2 separate regions of the Homo sapiens genome follow, and region 2 is linked to region 1. The links are chromatin contacts, found by Hi-C or POLR2A ChIA-PET in ENCODE. All regions are on one chromosome and are shown on one strand. Each heading gives the region's core, a stretch centred on a gene start or an enhancer-like site at or near the end of the contact. The rest is flanking DNA. Distances are from core to core; before and after follow the strand shown. Region 1 holds the start of STARD10 (StAR related lipid transfer domain containing 10). Region 2 holds the start of XNDC1N (XRCC1 N-terminal domain containing 1, N-terminal like).

What was found. Hi-C counts contacts between places; a loop is a spot of excess contacts on that map. ChIA-PET counts read pairs that join two places held with the same protein, here RNA polymerase II (POLR2A). Pooled maps may share reads with other maps.
Region 2: a pooled map shows a loop between it and region 1 (22-fold over the local background). The contact joins the promoter of XNDC1N here to the promoter of STARD10 in region 1. A Hi-C loop is called at or near these places in 6 of 50 pooled maps. POLR2A ChIA-PET finds 5 or more read pairs at or near these places in 2 of 52 experiments (GM12878 and RWPE1).

What each region holds. Positions count from the first base shown.
Region 1 is chr11:72,792,337-72,796,827 of GRCh38, reverse strand. STARD10 (StAR related lipid transfer domain containing 10) reads left to right here and starts at 2,781. Exons shown (of 7, transcript NM_006645.3): 1 at 2,781-3,953. RefSeq lists enhancers at 2,456-3,025, 4,157-4,491.
Region 2 is chr11:71,926,915-71,931,878 of GRCh38, reverse strand. XNDC1N (XRCC1 N-terminal domain containing 1, N-terminal like) reads left to right here and starts at 3,285. Exons shown (of 6, transcript NM_001375847.2): 1 at 3,285-3,514. RNF121 (ring finger protein 121) reads right to left here and starts at 2,833. Exons shown (of 9, transcript NM_018320.5): 1 at 2,755-2,833. The coding sequence starts at 2,817. XNDC1N-ZNF705EP-ALG1L9P (XNDC1N-ZNF705EP-ALG1L9P readthrough) reads left to right here and starts at 3,285. Exons shown (of 11, transcript NR_172895.1): 1 at 3,285-3,514. RefSeq lists an enhancer at 3,143-3,452.

The DNA of each region.
Region 1 (4,491 bases), core at 1,532-4,031:
TTTGAGACCAGCCTGGGCAACATGGCGTAACCCTGTCTCTACAAAAATCACAAAAAATTAGGCTGGGCGCGGTGGCTCACACCTGCAATTCCAGCACTTTGGGAGGCCAAGGCAGGGGGATCACCTGAGGTCAGGAGTTTGAGACCAGCCTGGCCACCATGGTGAAACCCCATCTCTACTAAAAATACAAAAATTAGGCCAGGCATGATGGCTCACGCCTGTAATCCCAGCACTTTGGGAGGCCGAGGTGGGTGGATCATGAGATCGGGAGTTCGTGACCAGCCTGACCAACAGCGTGAAACCTCGTCTCTAAAAAAATACAAAAAAAAAAATTGCTGGGCATGGTGGTGAGCACCTGTAATCCCAGCTACTCAGGAGGCTGAGGCGGGAGAATCTCTTGAACCCAGGAGGCAGAGGTTGCAGTGAGCCAAGATCACGACACTGCACTCCAGCCTGAGCGACAGAGCAAGACTCCTTCTCAAAAAAAAAAAAAAAATTAGCTGGGCGTGTTGGTGTGCGCCTGTAATCTCAGCTACTTGGGAGGCTGAAGTAGAAGAATCCCTTGAACCTGGCAGGCGGAGGTTGCAGTGAGCCAAGATCGTTGCAGTGAGCCACTGCACTCCAGCCAGGGTGACAGAATAAGACTCCATCTAAAAAAAAAAAAAAAAAAGGCAAAACATAATTAAAGTGAGAATTAAAAAAAAATTAGCCAGGTGTAGTGGTGTGTGCCTATAAACACAGCTACTCAGGAGGTTGAGGTGGGAGAATAGATTGAGCCCAGGAGGTCCAGGCTGCAGTGAACAATGGTCTTGCCTCCAGCCTGGGTGACAGAATGAGACCCTGTCTCAAAAAAACAAAAACAAGGCCGGGCACAGTGGCTCACACCTGTAATCCCAGCACTTTGGGAGGCCGAGGTGGGCGGATCACACGGTCAGGAGATCGAGACCATCCTGGCTAACACGGTGAAACCCCATCTCTACTAAAAAAATACAAAAAAAAAAATTAGCCCGGCGTGGTGGCGGGTGCCTGTAGACCCAGCTACTCAGGAGGCTGAGGCAGGAGAATGGCATGAACCCGGGAGGCGGAGCTGGCAGTGAGCCCCAGATCATGCCACTGCACTCCAGCCTAGATGACAGAGCAAGTCTCCGTCTCAAAAAAAAAAACAAAAAACAAAAAAAAAACCACAAACGAACAGCCCCTGCCCTCCCCCCAAAAAAGACAAACTGCATCTCACACACAGGTGACCCCTGTGAATACAGTCTCTGAGGAGTGATGGAAGAGGAAGCCCTGTGAGAGGTGCAGACTGCTACCCTCTAGAACACCAGGATGCCTAAATAGTAGAGGGCAGTTTCATTAGCGACATCAGTTTGCAAACTGAAAAGAGACACTCTCCTGTAGGTACCAAAGGTGCTCTCTCTTTGTATAGGGAAAAGGCAGGCTGGTTGTTTTTTGTTTTTGTTTTTTGAGACGGAGTCTCGCTCAGTCGCCCAGGCTGGAATGCAGTGGTGCGATCTCGGCTCACTGCAACCTCCACCTCCCAGGTTCATGCCATTCTCCTGCCTCAGCCTCCCGAGTAGCTGGGACTACAGGCGCCCGCCACCACACCCAGCTAATTTTTTTGTATTTTTAGTAGAGACGGGGTTTCACCATGTTAGCCAGGATGGTCTCAATCTTCTGACCTCGTGATCCGCCCGTCTTGGCCTCCCAAAGTGCTGGGATTACAGGCGTGAGCCACCACTCCCGGCCTAGGCTGGTTTATGACTCACAGGGTCTGTATTTCACAATAATCATACATATTCAGCAGGTTTTGGGGAAAAGCTATACATATTTATGAGGGGATGTGAGTGCATGCACAATGGGTAAACACCTGTAACATATGTTCCATGTTCACTTTGGGATGGGGTTTTTGCGTTAAAGTGAGGTGGAATTTGGTTCTTTGCATCATAAGGTGGACTATAGGACACAAACACAGTTTGCGTGCAGTCTCTATGAGCTTGCTGAAACTGGCCTGAGGTCTGCAGTTACTTATCAGGAAAGAATGTTTGTAAGGCCTGTCCTCTGTCGATCAGCGTTGTAGTGGTCTGAGTTGTAAATCTCAGTAAAGAAGAGTCTGACAATTTGCATGATAGCTCCTATTGCTAGGGGTTTAGTAAGAGTGTGGTTTTTCTGGCAGCAGTAGAAATTTAAGAAGTTGCCATGCCAGCTGACAGCTGAGCCCTGAGGTAGGCAACGTTTGTTTCCTTAACCTTAACCTTAAGGTCCATCGTAGTTGATAAAAAGGCATCTGGCCAGGCCTGATGGCTCACGCCTATAATCCCAGCACTTTGGGAGGGTGAGGCGGGAGGCCAGCAGTTCTGGGGCCACTGCACTCCAGCCTGACAGACAGAGACCCTGTCTCAAAAAATAAATAAATAAAAAAGATAAAGGGGCATTTGTCTTGATCGCTCAGATCACACAACTAATAAGTAGCATTCTTTCTAAAAGCCGCAACAATGCTACTCCTCTCTTATAAGAGCTACTGTGTAACTCCTGCCCAACTCAAACCCACAGGCCCAGGCTCAGAACACTTGGCTCCATTGCTTCACTGTTTCCCTGCTAGCACGAACCCCCCAAACTCCATCTCCCAACATGCCGCGGGCCCCCTTTCTGTCAGCCTGACTCTTGAGCTCCTGAGAAATGTAGTTTTTCCAGCGGCCCAGCCCCAGAAAGGTCCTAGCCAAGAACTACAGTTCCCATGTGGCAATGCGCGCGCCATTCCGGTGGAATTCACCGCGGTCTCCAGTTTGCCATGATGGATGCCAGAACCTGCACGTGGGGCTTGGTGACGCGATGACTGAGATGCTGGAGTCCCCGGTCAGAAGGACGATGCCGAGCGCGCCGTATTTTCTCCTGCCTCTCCTCAGATCGCCGCCGTTGTTGGGCTGTGGAGACGTCTCAACCAAAGTGGAGCCGACAGAGGCCCCGGGAGCCGTGGTGACAGAGCGGCCACAACCACTAGGGGGCGGGAGGCAGAGCGGCCCCTAGTCCGCCCCTAGTCCGGGACCTCTGGGCGGTCCCGGGCGGGAAGCGCACGCGCAAACGCGGGGCTTCGCGGCCGCTGTAAACACCAAAGAGCGCCTGCGCAAGCCGAGAGTCTCGGGATCGACACGTGGGGGCGCCTGAGCGAAGATAACCGTAATAAATAGTAACCTAACGGTCCAGTCATCGTTCTGTGGTCCTTTCTTTTATGATTCACAAGGAATGACCCTCTTCATCGCCTCTCCTAATTCAGTCCTCACAACAGTCCTTTTACAAATGGGACAACAGGTTAGAGGAAGTCAGGCAGATTTCCAGCATCATAGAGAGTAAAGGACCAGGGAAGGATCAGGATTCAAGGACTGCACCCAGGCTCTGCTTCCAGCTTGCTGTGTGACTTTGGGTAATTTTGTTCCCTTAGGGAACTGAGCTTTCTCATTTGTAAATGCAAACAGGCTGTTGGGAGGATCAAATGAGATCCAGGGGTGAAAACAGCTTAGTTTACTTTCAGGAATTTACCCACGCGGTATATAAAGGCAAAATATTATTATAGTCAGGTGATTGTAGATTGAGGAACCCATTTCCTCATTCTGCAAATTGCAAACCTGAGGGCCCAAAGAGGGACAGGGGCTTGCCCCAGGTCTCAGCAGGCTGTGAGCAAGAGCTAAAGCCTAATCCTCCTGCCTTTGGGCCTGGAGCCCTTCCTTGTACCCCAGGGGTCAGTGTCTTTGTTGGATACAGGCTTAGATTGACTGACTGTACCCTGAGAACCTAGGGGAGTCCCTGTTCCCAATTCTTCTCCTACCCCCACCTTGGCCTGATGGAGGAAGACCCTGCTGTGTTGAGATGAGCACCAGAGCCAAGAAGCTGAGGAGGATCTGGAGAATTCTGGAGGAAGAGGAGAGTGTTGCTGGAGCTGTACAGACCCTGCTTCTCAGGTCAGTGGCCCAAGTAAGGGAAAGAACCCAGGTGTGACAGATGAGGGGGCAGCACTAAGGGGACAGACTCTGAATGGAAAGGAGTGGGAAGGCAGTGGACACTGTTTCTGAGCTTGGGAGGAATTGGGTACTCAGGTAACTCCATCTGGGGGCAGTGGAGCTGGAGGTGATACCTGGGCTGGCCTGGCTGATGAGAAGGGGAAGTGATGCGCATTGAGCTGAGGTCTAGGAGCCACTCCCCAGCCAGGTGAAGCGAGGTGGCACCTAGGCACACCATGGCACCTGCAGGATCATGCAGCTAACCCCAGGGAAGGGGACTTTTCTCTGACCCTTGGAGCGGTGGAGCTGGGCTGTATGCAGCTGATTCTCTCTAGAGTGCTCTTAGAGGTTTTGGGGGTAGGTTGGGGGAAGGGCTGGGAGACCCTGAGGTCTCATTACAGATTGGGCCTCCCCAGGCAAGTCATGAAAGGCAGGTATATGTAGAAATAGAAATCCAAGATCCTTCAAGATATCCCAGATAGGCCAGGCACGGTGGCTC
Region 2 (4,964 bases), core at 2,036-4,535, 870 kb after region 1:
CATTAGAGTCTATCAATAAAACAGAAAGTGCTACACAGGGGGCAATATTAATGCCACATGTAAACCACTGCTCTTTTGTAAACCCAACCTTTTTCAGCTCAAACCCATCTCTATCATAAAGACTTTACTGACTCCCCCTAGCTGACTCAAGTGCTTGATCTCTTGTGCCCCACTGCATTTGTTACATGCCTCCATTACAGCAATTATCTAGTATTATAATACGCTATTTGCATGTCTCTTCACTCGACTGTAAATTGGTAAAGATCCTGTCTTACTCATCTTTGAATTATCAGTGCATAACACACAGTAGACCCCATAATTACATATTAAAGACGGATTTCACCTGCTGTTTCACAAGCTAAGGCTGCAAAGAAACAGCTGGGGAGACATTAGTAGAAACCTGAATACCAACTAAGGTCTGCCAGACCAGACCTCTGTTATTTTTGGAGCTTGAAGGGATGACTGTTCTGCTTCTCAGAGCTTACTTTCTCAAACATACAACAACAAAAAAGATAGAACCAGTCCACACGGAATTTCCAGACAACAGATTATACCTTTTCTCAGGAAATGAAACAAGTAACAAGGTTCCTGGAATGAATGCTAGTGGTTTCATATAAAGTTAACTCCTATGCATGATACTCTGTAAAGTCTATTATACTACTAGACGCTCTCAAGTCCTTCAAGCAATAAAGAAAAGCTAAGAAACAAAAATCAAACATGTCTTAATGAAAATGTTATTTTCTTAGCCGGGCGCGGTGACTCACACCTGTAATCCCAGCACATTTGGGAGGACAAGATCGGCGGCTCACCTGAGGTCAGGAGTTCGAGGCCAGCCTGACCAACATGGAAAAACCCTGTCTCTACTAAAAATACAAAAAATCAGCCGGGCGTGGTGGTGCATGCCTGTAATCCCAGCTACTCAGGAGGCTGAGGCAGGAGAATTGTTTGAACCCAGAAGGCAGAGGTTGTGGTGAGCTGAGATTGCAATACTGCACTCCAGCCTGGGCAATAAGAGCGAAACTCCATCTCAAATAAAAAAAGAAAATGTTATTTTCTCCTCTGCCAAAACTTCTGCTGTTTATCTCAATGAACCCTGACATATGTAACTACAGCTTTGAGATATACGTAATTGTCTCAAGGGAGAGCCCATGACTAACAAACCTTAAATAAGAACTTCAATACAGTATTTACCCTTTCCAAAGTGTCTTCAAATATATCTCACTGAACCACAGCCAACTGTAATCACAGAAATGTAAAAGCTAGAAGGGGTCTTGGAGGTCATTTCCACAACCACTCCACCTAACCAACCAACTGGTATCCAAACACCTGTAGTCTCTAGTGATTGGGAGGTAGAAGACTACAACACTTCTTTAAAAATCCCCCTGCTGTGATCACCTGTCAATTTCTCAGTCCCTTCCTCCCACCTTAATGATCCCAATCAGGTAATCCAACTCCTCCAACTCATCCCACTACCAGGCAACAGTCTTATTGCTTCCCAAGTCCACTTCTCCCTTTCTCTGAACCTCATCTTCAATCATCCCCAATCCTCCCCACTCTTCCCACACCCAACACACAGCAAGGGGCCTCTAAGATTCTGACCCCTCAGAGATCTCACTGGTTCTATCTCTGACAACCAATCCCCTTCCTCCTATTCCTGTGATGTCTTTGCCCATATGCTGGCATGTGCAAGATCACAAACACCACTAGCTATCAATGTCTCCATGGCTTCAGAATCTTTTCACCTCTGTCTCTGCTTCTCTGCCCTGTCCCTTCATTCCTTTCACACTCAACATCTCCTTCCTCCTAGTGATTCCTTCAAGGACCACTGGTATTTTAATACACCAGTCTTTAAATGCCTATTAGATAGGTAAAGGGAACATACAATCTCAAGGAGCTCACCTTCAAGGAACTCATAAATCCAGAAGAAGAGAGAGACACTTATTTATCGTTTAAAACTCAGCAACTCCGGGAAGCCTTCCCTATCCCAAGCTGAAATGTTGCACACTTCTCAGTGCCACCATTATATCTCTAATGCAATGACTAGTCTTCTTGTCTGTCTCCCACCACTAGACTGTGGGCTCTTCAACGGAGGGGCCCCTTGTCTCCCTAGCACCTGGCCCAGAACCCGGAGCAAAAGTCATAATGTTTATTAAGTGAATAAATGCATGAATTCCGGCATACAATCATTTATTCATCCACTTGTTCCTTCATTCGTTGGCCAAAACTTTACTGAGCATGCATTAGATACAAAGTCTTAGAATGGAACGATAAATAAAACAGTTCCAACTTTAAGATAACTCAAAGCTATACTACTAGTGGATTAGCACTCTTTCCCGGTCTGTGTCCCCAACCCCCACCCTAGGCTTAGACAGAGTCCTCTCCCACAGTAGAAGCCCAGCCTTCCCCTGAAGAAATTCACGTCCCTCCAACTCAAACTACCTCTTAGCCCTTCGGTCCTACCCTAAGACACCCAGCTAGTAATCACAAAATCTTAACACCCCCACCCCTCCGACCTCTCTCTCTGTCCTCCATCTTCACCCTTGAGGCTAATGCAAGTCTTCTACTCCCAAGGCCGCCTCGGAGTCCCCAAGTCAGGAGTGCCTCTGACTTCGCTCTCCACGCACCCGCCCCCTAGTCAGCTCCTTCCCTCTCAGGATCTTTCCCTTCTCTCCTAAGACCCCCACCTCCCGATACCTCACTGCCCCTCCCCTCAGTCTCAGGTTGAGTCTCTCCTCGTCTCTCAACTCCGCTTACCTCATCCAGCTCCCGTTCCCCAGCAGCACCACCTCCAACCTCCACCTCCACCACTGCCGCCATCTTCACGGCTCGCCCCCTCACCGCAGTCCCCGCGCGAGCCAGCTGCTTCCGCTGCTCAAGTGCTCCTAGCCAATCGGCGGCTCGGACTCCAGCAGAGGGGGCGGGGCATCAACACAGGCGGAGACTGTCAGGGATCAGGAGGTTATCTACTTGCTGCACGTTTCAGGGTCAAGGAGAGGGGAGTACCGTGCCCTTGCAAGCTTCAGCAAGGGAGCGTTCTTGGAAAATGAGAAATTTGAATCGCATTATTTTCAGTGCAACTATTTAACCAATTCTTCCCTTTGGAGAGCCAAATGGGAGCGTTCCAAAACGGGCAACTTTCGCGACGCTCCCTCAGTCTGGGCTCCAAGGAGCGAGACGTGGGGACTAGGAACTACGTTTCCCAAGCTGCACTGAGGCTGACCCGGAAGTTTAAATTCCGCTCCCTCCACGAAAGAGTTGTAGTGAGTGAAAATAAATATTAAAACACACGGAAATGTATTTTCCTGGCTGCAGCACCTGCCATCTTGCCTCGGTAGGACTCATTTTCAAAAACAGCAGCTTCTTGAAGCCCCAGAACGCATTCCTGTGCTACGGAAGACGGAAGAGTAGCTCTCGGGGTCAGAAGGCGAAGGTCAGAAGGCCGAATTGGCGGGAGAATAGGTTTGGTGGTCCGAGATCCGAGGCAACGGTGGCTCCTCGAGGTCCACGGTCCCGGGTGAGGGGCGTTGGGATTTGTTGATGGGGAGGGGAGTGGCCGAGAGGGAGGAGGGTGGCCATCAAGGAAATGAACTGAGCAGCCTGTTCCCGATGAGCTGTGAAAGCAGCGGTGCGGCTTGAGCTCCCGAAACTGAGAGCTGAAGAGCCTTGCGGGACCTCCAGGGCACCCACATTCCGCGTCTTACTTAGGCTGTCATGCCAGTTCACACACCTCGGCACACTTTTCTAACCCACATCCTGCGGCCCCAGCTTCTGCCTTACCCTCCTTTTTATACACCATTCACTGTCCCACCCCTACGTATACCTTCATAACTGATTTTTCAGCAGCCGGTGAACTCGATACCTTGCAAGCCTGTAGCCCCAGCTCACACGCCTCTGGGCGTCCGCCTGGATCTGTCTGGTGAATGGAACTAGGATGGCCTGTGAGCCCACAGAACGTCTAGAAAAGTCAGCTTTACATTGGGACCAACAGAAAATTACAGGGAATTATCTACATCATCCACAGGCATCCCATTTACTTAAAAATAATCATTTTTATTTTGTGACACTTAATACGGAGAATATTGTAAATACTGTACACCCATCACCCTAAATTGACTACTGGCATTATGATTTATTTGCTTATTTTTTAAAAGCTAGATAATACAATAAAAGTTAAACTTACCTGTTTTTTCTACTCTCAAGCCTATTACCCTCTCATCCTCTCCAGAAGCAACTATTATGAATTAGAATTAGCTTGTGTTCTCCCAGTCCATTTTTAATAATTATATGTAGCCATGACTATATAGTATTGTATTGTGTTTCATTTTGTTTTTTAATCTGAGTGCTTTTTTTTTTTCTTTGAAACGGTGTCTCGCTGTGTTACCAAGGCTGGAATGCACTGGTTCAATCTGGGCTCACTGCAGCCTCCGCCTACTGGGTTCAAACGATTCTCATGTCTCAGCCTCCCAAATAGCTGGGACTACGTACGCGCCACCACGCCTGGGGAAATTTCATATTTTTAGCAGAGATGGGGTCATGGCCATGGTCTCGAACTCCTGACCTTAAGTGATCCACCCGCCTCGGCCTCCCAAAGTGCTGGGATTACAGGTGTGAACCACTGTGCCCAGCCTGAGTGATACAGGGTCCGGCTCTGTCGCCCAGGCTGGAGTGCAGTGGCGTGATAACTGCTCACTGTAGTCTCATCTCCCAGGCTCAAGCAATTCTCCCACCTCAACCTTGTGAGTACCTGGGACTATAGGCATGTGCCACCACACCTGGCTAATTTTTAAAAATATTTTGTGGAGATGGGGTCCCACTATGTTGCTGGTCTTGAACTCCTGGGTTCAAGCAATCCTCCTGAGCCTCCGCCTCCCAAAGTGTTGAGATTACAGGCGTGAGCCACTGTACCCAGCCTTTTAGGTATAATTATTTGTCTTTTATTTTATTTTATTTTATTTTATTTTATT